Regions from separate parts of the Homo sapiens genome. Here region 2 is linked to region 1. A link is a loop called in an ENCODE intact Hi-C map of the cell type or tissue named here. Cell type or tissue: heart left ventricle. All regions are shown on one strand. Links, peaks and the distances in the headings refer to the core of each region. The heading gives the core; the rest is flanking DNA. Region 1 has its middle 46 kb from the start of LINC00368. Region 2 overlaps LOC105370364 (a long non-coding RNA gene).

Evidence for each region. Peaks named below come from ENCODE experiments on the same cell type or tissue, not always from the same donor. Only the 100,000 strongest peaks of a DNase experiment are listed, where the experiment ranks them.
Region 2: a loop joins it to region 1, with 2.5 times the contacts of the local background. A loop is called at or near these places in 52 of 110 quality-filtered maps.

What each region holds. Positions count from the first base shown.
Region 1 is chr13:111,047,448-111,052,824 of GRCh38, reverse strand. No RefSeq gene overlaps it. Among named protein-coding and RNA genes, the nearest start is that of LINC00368, 46 kb to the left of the region's middle. RefSeq lists an enhancer at 384-883. In heart left ventricle, for the core only: a CTCF peak has its summit at 2,377 (motif pointing right); no DNase peak of the experiment used is centred there; H3K27ac peaks cover 76 bases.
Region 2 is chr13:110,942,300-110,947,676 of GRCh38, reverse strand. It overlaps LOC105370364 (a long non-coding RNA gene), which reads left to right. Exons shown (of 3, transcript XR_931732.3): 3 at 2,128-2,221. Among named protein-coding and RNA genes, the nearest start is that of LINC00431, 21 kb to the left of the region's middle. RefSeq lists an enhancer at 5,096-5,345. In heart left ventricle, for the core only: a CTCF peak has its summit at 3,192 (motif pointing left); no DNase peak of the experiment used is centred there; H3K27ac peaks cover 553 bases.

The sequences.
Region 1 (5,377 bases), core at 203-5,202:
TCATATAAGCTGTTTGTGACTCATGAGCCTTCATAGGTAACTGAAGATCCTAGCTTTCGTGAAGAGTGGAAAGCCATGGGAAAATGTGATAGGACTAAAAAAGTATGAGCTGAGTGTAGCAAACTGTGGAAAGCAAAGCCTGTTTCTTCAGATTTCCCTTGGTGTCCCTCCAGATACAGGGAGGGCCCCTCTCACATGAGGGTCTCGTGACCTGCTTCTCACATGAGGGTCTCGTGACCTGCTTCTCACATGAGGGTCTCGTGACCTGCTTCTCACATGAGGGTCTCGTGACCTGCTCTCACATGAGGGTCTCGTGACCTGCTTCTCACATGAGGGTCTCGTGACCTGCTTCTCACATGAGGGTCTCGTGACCTGCTTCTCACATGAGGGTCTCGTGACCTGCTTCTCACATGAGGGTCTCGTGACCTGCTCTCACATGAGGGTCTCGTGACCTGCTTCTCACATGAGGGTCTCCTGACCTGCTTCTCACATGAGGGTCTCGTGACCTGCTTCTCACATGAGGGTCTCGTGACCTGCTTCTCACATGAGGGTCTCGTGACCTGCTTCTCACATGAGGGTCTCGTGACCTGCTTCTCACATGAGGGTCTCGTGACCTGCTTCTCACATGAGGGTCTCGTGACCTGCTCTCACATGAGGGTCTCGTGACCTGCTTCTCACGTGAGGGTCTCGTGACCTGCTTCTCACGTGAGGGTCTCGTGACCTGCTTCTCACGTGAGGGTCTCGTGACCTGCTTCTCACATGAAGGTCTCGTGACGTGCTCTCACATGAGGGTCTCGTGACCTGCTTCTGGGGAAGGTCAGAAAATTCTTCCTGCATCTGCCACCTGAAAATATTCGACTGGAAATACCCAGTGTGCCAGGCACCCCAGTGTGTGGGTAGTAATAGCCAGTGTGCCAGGTGCCCCAGTGTGTGGTAGTGTGTCCTGACCCTGTCCGTTGTAACACAGACAGGGCGGGGTGGCTCATAACACCTGCGGCGGGCTGAGGGGGCTGGCGAACGCTTGAGGTACGAGCACGTGTGTGTTTTGTATTCCCACTTTCACCTAGTGCTTCTAGTGGATGAAATCACACAGAAACAAATGCATATCTTGCATTATGCTCAAAATGTTTTCTAATACTTCAAATGTGCTGGGAAAAACTTACATTTTCTAAACAAGTACTCCAGCAGCACTGACCAGCTGCCTGCCAGCTGCGCTACAGTCCCCACCCTCCTGGCGTCTCACCAGGCAGAGACCTCCTGGAGGCAAAAGGGGTAGACAGGGAAGAGATGCGACCCCTCTCTGTTGGAAATCCTCAAAACTTCTCTCTATGCTCTTCCCTTAATTTGTTCTTGTGGGCAAGAGAGATGTAGGAGTGTGTCACACACGTGTATGAATGTGTGCATATGCCTGTGTGTGAATGTGTGTGCATATGCCTGTGTGTGCATGCATGCGTGTGAGTGGGTGCATATGTCTATGTGTGCATGCATGATGTGTGTGAGTGGGGGCATACATTTGCACATGCATGCATGTGTGTGAGTGAGTGCATATGTCTATGTGTGCATGCATGCATGTGTGTGAGTGGGTGCATGGGTTTGCACATGCATGCATGTGTGTGAGTGGGTGCCTATGTCTATGTGTGCATGCATGCGAGTGGGTGCATATGCCTGTGTGTGCAAGCATGTGTGTAAGTGGGTGCCTACCTTTGCACATGCATGCATGTGTGCACACACACATGAGCTGCTGCATAGATACATGAAGAAGAACTGGGCCACCATGAGCCCTGGCATCATGGAAGCTGTTAGGAGAGAGCCTCCCTTCCTCTCGGAGGGCCCTGTGGTGACCTTGCTTATGGCCTGAGTGGGCAGAGAGGTGCCTGGTCTTTAAGGGCTCCTGCACAGCAGGACAGATGACCTGACAGAGCGATGACCGTGAGAATGAGGCCTCTGATGGGTGACAACGTTTCCTGGTTTTCTATCCAGGAGGCTGATTTTTTGGCCTGAGGTGTCTGGACATATCACAGAAGGTAGACCCTGAGGACAAAAGTCAGACATTTCCAGAATCGAGAGATGAGGGCTTAGGGCCACCCTTATTTAATAACAAAAGGACTGTGACCTTGTTCTATAACCCAGGCTGGCTGAGGAATGTTTAGCAAACTGAACACACTTTGCTTCCCCAGTTCCCGTCGTTGTAGACAGAAACCTGTTTGCTTCCTCTGTAGGTTCTGTGTTTCCAGTGAGTAGGATCTTGTTAGAGGCTTCATTCATTCATAGCCACAACAAATGTCCAAGTCCCCCCAAACTGCCCCAGTTTTCTAAGTGAGTGAGTTTCCAAGTTCCTGGAACTTGGAGTCAGAATAAAAGGTGAGCCACCAGAGGGCACCCCAGGCATAATTAAATTGCTCAGGAATTCTCCCCCCTTCCCCACTGCGCACCCCAATTCTGAACTGGATGGCTGGCAACCCGCCAAGGGTAGGTCTGGTCAAATGTGCAGTTAGAGGTCAGTGCTGGTGCGGCCCCGCCCCAGCTCCACACCCCTCCCCAGCTCCAAAACCCCTCCCCTGAGTGTCCTTCGGTTTTTCCCGCAACCTCGGCCTCTTTGCACCCTACCACCCCTACTCCACACACATGAACAGGTGCACACAACGCACACACCTGCACACACACGCACACACATGCATGTGCACACACACACCCCTGTAATCCTGCCCTTCCGCCTCCATCTCCAGGGGACAGGACCAAAGCGAGTACGGTTTCTCTCATGGTCCCCTCATCACCAGTGCTCTTTGGGTCAAAGAACCAGGCAGCCCAGCCTTGTCCCCTCGGGCAGCTTGATGTCATAAGAGGAAGATGTGGAGAAGCTGCGGGGGCCTCGCAGCCTCTGCAGAAGTGGTAGGGGCCGCTGTATCAACCAAGATGCGGCAGCCTACGAGCCTGAAGTCAGGTGCAGAGACCAAGACGACCTGCAACTCCATTTGTTCCATAGAGCTGTGCTTAAAATTGCCAATTTTCTCAAAATTGGTGAGAAGTCTAATGCAGCCCTGCCTTAGAAATGTGTATGGTGACTGGCCCCAAACACTCTGTCATCCTTGCCCATGGCTAGCCTGGCACCCAGTAATTCCACATGGACCCTTTTGCTGTGGAAGCCCACGTCACAGCACTGAGGCCAGCTGAACCTGACTGTGACTGGACGGGACCGCATTGTTCTATACACATGAAACTTGCAAATACCGGGATGCTGCTGCATTGTCCCCGGGGTGACATGGGGCTGGGAGTCAGTTGCAGAGAGATGACCCTTCAGGCCACGTGTGGGTGAAACCACTCACAGAGGGCCAGGCGCGGTGGCTCACGCCTGTAATCCCAGCACTTTGGGAGGCTGAGGCAGGCGGATCACTTGAGGTCAGGAGTTCAAGACCAGCCTGGCCAACATGGCGAAACCCCATCTCTACTAAAAATACAAAAATTAGCCGGACTTGGTGGTGCACGCCTGTAGTCCTAGCTTCTCAGGAGGCTGAGCAGTAGAATCACTTGAACCTGGGAGGTGGTGGTTTCAGTGAGCCAAGATCATGCCACTACACTCCAGCATGGCCAACAGAGCGAGACTCCATCTGAAAAAAAAACAAAAAAACAAAAAAACCCACTCACAGAGACCAAGTGGAATGGGAAATGTGAGAAGAGAACAGAGCTCAAGGAACGAGGCCGTTGAAGTCCCAAGTCCTCCACATGCAGCAGGGCCCTCACTGGTGAGAGTTCCCCAAGAGGGAGGCGAACAGGGTAGACAAACTCCAGGGCTGTGCAGTGAAGCCTTCTTTCTTTTGAAAGGATTTTCTGCAGTTGCCTTCCCTGGAATACTTAGGCTTAAGTTTACATGGGGCTGGTCAATTTGCTTACAAAGACCCATAGCTGTTTTCCATCATATTTCTGTAGGTGGTATTTAATGAAATTTCTCCATGATGCTTCTAGGAGCTGATATTGTGGAGTATGTCCCTACACCTACATCATTTCTACTTCTGCTGAAAATGTTTTGACAAGGATGTGCTCACTGATGGACATGCATATCCTTTTTATGGACTGGACATTGCTGCATGTCGACTTATCACTACCACTCTTCATGTGGACGCCTTCCACAAACACGCCATCTCTCCCACCTGGCTAGCTGTGCCTTCTGCTGTTTGAGAGTGTGTGCGTGGAGCAAGCTGAGGTAGCAAGGTGCCAGAGCTAGCCCACGGGGCCAGAGCTAGCCCACGGTACCAGAGGTAGCCCACAGGAGCTCTGCCCTAGATCCTCTTTCCAGGTTTTCAGGGAGTGACTCTCTGCATCCCGACCTGCCCCAGGGCACTGCCTGGTCCCTTGTCTACTGTCCTCCCTGACTCACGTGGGAGCCAGTCTGTTCCCCTACAATGACTTTGCCATTCTAGAAAGAACCTTAAAATTAATTTTATCTAAAGGGAAAGAAAAAGACCCTCAGTCCTCTCAATTTTATTAGGAACTTATTGATTTAAAAAATAAATACACTGTCCTCTTTTTCTGATGAAGACAGAGAACCACAGGACTCCACTTTTCTGAGGCTCGTTCTTGTTCCAGCATCAGCATGTTTACCTGGGTCTCCCTAACTGTACATATTGTGAAACACAAATCCTATTCCTAAGAAAGAGGGAAAGCTGAAGACTTTTCAGAAACTTTTTTTTTTTTGAGATGGAATTTTGCTCTTGTTGCCCAGGCTGGGGTGCAATGGCGCGATCTCGGCTCACTGCAACCTCTGCTTCCCAGGTTCAAGCGATTCTCCTGCCTCGGCCTCCTGAATAGCTGGGATTACAGGTGCTTGCCACCACGCCCGGCTAATTTTTTTGTATTTTTAGTAGAGACGGGGTTTCTCCATGTTGGTCAGGCTGGTCTTGAACTCCCAACCTCAGGTGATCTGCCCACCTCAGCCTCCCAAAATGGTGAAACTCATATTTTAAATAACAAAGTAGAGAAGATATAGACACAGAGCTTAGATTCATCATGCCATACTTTGCATTTTCTTACCTCATTTCTATGTTTACAACCAGATTTTGACAATGAATTGGTATTTTCCTGTACATAGATAATAGATATTATTTTCTATTTCATGTACAGTCAATTCATGAACAAAAGCAACCAAAGTGGTGACTGGGCTTGTGTTCTGTTGTCTGTTTACTTAGTGATCATTTAACGAGTCCTGATTGAGGACCTACTGCATGCTGAGTGCAGAGCCAGAGCTGTGGACAAGACAGTGGGCGAGGTGGCCCAGCCTGCGGGGCTGTGGACTAGAGGGTGGGCGAGGTGGCCTGGCTGTGCCCTCACCAGCCCATGTTTTACTCCCATTGTGCCTTGCACTTCCCTTTTCAGTTCTCACTTT
Region 2 (5,377 bases), core at 158-5,157, 110 kb after region 1:
GGCTTCTCAGAGCTTTCCAGAACACCTGGGAGCCAGTCCTGGGTGAGGCTGACAGCCCTCTTGTCCTCCCGGTATCCCTGAGTCACATGGCAGCCCAGTGTGCCCAGCCCCTCCCCCCATACCCTGCAGCACTTGCCCGTCCACGCAGCCTGAGACCCTCCGTCTGGAGCGCGTCACACCATGAATCCCGAGCTGCTGTCTGTGAACTCCAAAGACTTTGGCAAATGAGCCATTGCCGAGCCACATGGCTGGCTTTTCATAGCCCGAGCACAGAGCCAGACATTGAGACCCTGTCACCTTCACTCACCTCCACTGGTGCTTCCCAAGCACCCACCACGTGCCAGGCACTGTCCTAGGCTCTGGGGTTTCTACATAAAACAGAGAGCCCTGCCTGGGAGCTTACCTGCTAGAGAACAGTTAGGTGGGCCTCCCTGTCCCCTCTTAAAGCATTGGGGTTCTGACTTTTCCATCCAGCCTGTCGGCTGCTGCTCCCAGCCCCTCACTGTCCACAAGCGTGGGAAGCCGGCCAGCTCGTCCTTTGTTAAAATGCCGAAGAGGACGGTCCCGGGAAGCGTCGCTGGAGACCTCCCTGCTACACCAGTTGTCATCGAGCACAGGCCAGGAGCTTCTCTGAAGTGGGGCCCCTAGCCCCCCATGTTCAGACTTTGCCAGGCCAGTGTCAGTCCCAGGACCACAAAACCCCAGGCCACAAGGTCTGCTCGTGCCCCAGCAGCAGGGACCAGGCCAACACACGCGGTGTAGAAAGGGCAGTGAGCGGTCGTTCAAGCTACAGCCAATTTCCCAGATTGTGCTGCTGTCCAGGACAACCTCTGCTGCTTTAGATACAATTTCATGATTGACCTTGTCAAGATTCCAGTTCCCTGGGACTTGACTGTTCTGCAGGGAGAACCACAAATTCTCCTATAACTCTAACAGCAAAAGACAGGGGCCTCTGCACTGATGAAGCTCCTGTACGTCACCAGCACCTCTAGGTGTGGCCGTCGGCAACAGAAGCCCCGGAGGTGACAGTGGGGACTTCCAGAGCCCTGGCAATGTTGGACAGTGAAGAACCAGGAGTCCCCAACCTCCTGGTACTGACATCCCAGGAATGAGATCCACAGCCGGCCGCTGTGAGGGGAGGAGGAGGAGGACCAGCCCAGCTCCGCCAAGCTTGGAGTTGTCAATGGGTTTTGAGGGAGAATGCAGGGGAAATGACACTGGACAGGGTGGCCCCACAGGAGAGCCAAAGGCAGCCTGACGCAGCCAGCGCCCCCTCCGTCCTCCTGCCCCGGACACATCCACAGGGCTCTCCCCTCCCTCCACAACTGAGGGCTCAGTTCCTCCTGTCCCCTGGTGTCCCCCCAATCCTGCTGGTGCCCATCTCCCCTCACACTGCACGCTGCCAGGCTCATCTGAGCCCCCACCCCCATGCCCATGCCAGCCTGGCCCTCTCTGGGCCTCTTGAATCCTAGCACACCCGGAGCACCCCCAGGGGCCATCCCAGCACCTCCCACTCAGATGACCAACCGGCCTCATTCCATTCAAGGTGCCTCTCCCTGTCTCTCCTTCCAGTCACCCAGCGCCTTCCTGGGAAACTGAAAGCAAGAATTCTGCTCCCTGAGCCCCACACCCACTCATAGAGCCAGAGGATCAGGCTCTGTTGGGGGCTGGGTGGGGCTGGAGCACAGGCTTGGAGCCGGTCTGACCTGGGTTCCAATCCCAACTTGGCCCCTATGAGCTGTGTGACCTTGGGAAGACCTTGGGCAAATGACCGCGCATCCTAAGCCTTCTTCATCTTCAAAGTGGGATAATCACAGCACCTGTACTGGGTGTTGAGGAGATGGAAGGAGATGCTGTCTGCAGAGGGTTGAGTGCAGGGCCCGGCACACAGGGAGCGCTTGGTACTCACCCCCTGCACCTGGGGAAGGCCACCCTGTGCAGCCCTAAGAAGGCATCTGTGTGGGGCGTGGACACTCAAAGAAGGGGAGTCTAATGCTACCAGCCACACCCGTCAGCCTCACAGCCCATGCTTATTGGTGGAGTGAGCCACGGTGGGTCTGAAACATAGGCTCTAAGAACAGTTAATGAAACACCCAGTTTCTCAAGAAACTCTGTTCTTTCCAACAGGAGATCATCTAAAGCAGAAGAGAAAGCTGCATGAAAGTGTACTGAGAGCCAGTTACTACAGGCGGACGCCACGCCAGGCTAGGACTAGGGCCGCCGGCAGAGCCTGCACTCTCCACTCACTCCCACCCTTGGGGCAGACGCCGAATTATGGAACATTCTGTATAAAGGAAAACTGTCTTATTCTAAGGATGACAAACAAAATAAACATATTTAAATATTAAGTTAGAGGCAACATGGTTTTTTTCCTTAATAAAAAGAGATGAAAACCTAATTAACTCTGGAAAATAACAGCATTCGAAGCTTGCTATTGTCTGATAGCATAAGCTTTGAAGAAACATAACCTCAGAGCCTGCGTATTTGTCAGCGTTCTCTAGGGAAACTAATAGGATGTGCGTGTATGTGTGCGTGTGCATGTGTGTGTGCGTGTGCATGTGTGTGTGCGTGTGTGTGGATGTGTGTGCGTGAGTGTATGTGTGGTGTGTGTGTGCATGTGTATTTGTGTGTGTGAATATATGCGTGTGTGTATGTGCGTGTGTGTGAGATATTTATAATATGGAATTGGCTCATGTGATTATGGAGGCTGACAAGTCCCAAGACCTGCAGAGTCTACAAGCTGGAGACTCAGGAAGAGCTAATGTTTCAGTTCCAGTCTTAAGGCAGGAAACAGCCCATGTCCCAGCTGCAGGCAGGCAGGAGGAGTTCCGTGTATTCAGAGCAGAGCCAGCCTCTGTCCTGTTCAGGCTTTCAGAGTTGGAGGACACCCACCACCCATCTAGGGAGCCCCGTCTGCTACAATCAAGCTACACACTCAAATGCGAATCTCTCCCAAAACACCCTTACAGACACACCCAGGAGAATGTTTGACTGAATATCTCAGGATATCACAGGCACCCTGTGGCCCAGTCAAGTTGACACATAAGATTCACCATCACAGCCCGTGATGGATTATGTCTAAGAACAGAGTCTAGGAAAGTCTGCCCTCTCACCCTTTCCTACTGCAGCACATTGCAAAACACACATACACAGGTGCAGAATATGTGTGCACACAGAGAACACCACTGCCTCCTGGTGCTCAGCAAGGGCTCTTTGCGCTTTTGTGGTGTGGAGAGGGAACAGCATTACCAAAGTGTCTGGGTTGAGTGTCACAGAAAGCCAGGGCTCATATTCTGCCTCTGTGTAGTCAGGCTAGTCACGACCAGGGGCCAAACTCAAAGGTTGTTAACAGTATTTTGAATGTCAGCCCTGAAGGAAACCAAAGTCTCTACAGAGGAAAACAAAACAAAACAAAACAAAAAACAAAACGCTTTCCAATTCCCAGGAAATGACTCACTTTCAAGAAATTTTCAATGCATTGAAATTCCAGTTTATCAAAAGGGAAAAAGTTATGGTGAAGAGAGAATGGAAGGTCGTTGGGGAGCTGGCAAAGACTTGTAGAGATAAACCCTGTCATCAGTATTTCACCTGCAAAGGACTCGACTCACCAACATTCTCTGGGAAACAAGAACCTTTCTTTCAGCAACTGTCAGCTTGTTGCAAGTTTTTGTATGCAAACTGGTTCTGGCTGTAGACAAGCTGTACCTACCTCTGTTCAACACATTGATATGATCAGGCTGGGGGGTGTTATTTACATTAAAGTGTGTGATTTTTCCCATTTCTCCAGAAAGGCAGGAGAAGTTCATGATCGTATCTTAGAACATCTCTAGATAGAGAACTTTTGTTCCCTAGGGACAGTCTTAGCAATGGATTGGTGTTCTTTCCAAAACACCATTCCAAAGGCGGTTAGAAATGGAATCAAATGATGCCATTTTATTTGTAATTCCAGCTGTGCTCTCTTCTGAAAAGACAAAAATGTCCCATCACCTCTTTCCATGATGTCCTGCTACTGACTTACTCAGTAACTAGTGAGTCACTAGTCGCTGCCTCAGTTTTCTCATCTGGACACAAGGGGTTGCATGAAAGGCCTGGAAGGGCTATTCCAGTAAAAACAGTCTCTGATTCGAATCCCTCAGTCCTTTGTTTGCCCTTCCAGTAAGTCGGTAGCAGGGCAGGATGCAAATATTTCTGATGCCCAACACTATCCTATTTCTACTAAACCATTCCATAATTGTTTATCAATAAATGGATCAACAAATGGATATTTCACTGTTTATTTAGTTATTTATTTATTTATTTTTGAGACGGAGTCTTGCTCTGTCACCCAGGCTGGAGTGCAGTGGTGTGATCTCGGCTCACTGCAACCTCTGCCTCCCAGCTTCAAGCGATTCTCCTGCCTCAGCCTCCCAAGTAGCTGGGACTATACAGGTACCCGCCACCACGCCCAGCTAATTTCTGTATTTTTAGTAGAGACAGGTTTTTGCCATGTTGGCCAGGCTGGTCTCGAACTCCTGACCTCAGGTGATCCACCCACCTTGGCCTCCCAAAGTGCTGGGATTACAGGCATGAGCCACCACATCTGGACTTCATTTTTGTTGTTGTTCTTTTTTTAATTTTTAGTTTTTCCTCAGCTCTCCCCTCAACAACTGGATATTTCAAAAAGTGACTATTTCAATGTGAATTATTTTCTTTGTCTTTTGGCTTTATACTTGACTTCCAAGAAACATTTTTTGTGATTGATGAATTGTTCCCATGCACATTACATCACTGAATCCTCACAAAAGTGCTGTTAGATAGACATCACCTCCACTTTATATGAGGAAGACTGAGGACTCAGAGATAACCAACAACTTACTCACCGTCACACCATCATGTGGCCAGTGGTCAGTGGGGATCAACATTCCAGCCCAGGCCTTCCAATCCAGAAGCCACAATCTCCCCACTAAATTTCTTAAAATCATGACCGCATCATTGTTTGCCAATCAGGATATTTTGATGGAATCAATTTTCCCCCAGGGAATGCTCTGACACCATACTGACCCCAGATAAGACTGTATTAGTCCGTTTTCATGCTGCTGATAAAGACATACCTGAGAGTGGATAGTTTATAGAGAAAAAGAGGTTTAATGGACTCACAGCTCCATGTGGCTGGGGAGGCCTCAAATCATGGCAGAAAGTGAAAGGCATGTCCTACCTGGCTGCAGACAAGAGAGAATGAGAGAATGAGTGAAAGGGAAAACCCCTTATGAAGTCATCAAATCTCATGAGACTTATTCACTACCCTGAGAGCAGTGTGGGGGAAACTGCCCCCGTGATTCAATTATCTCCCACCAGGTCCCTCCCACAACACATAGGAATTATGAGAGCTACAAATTCA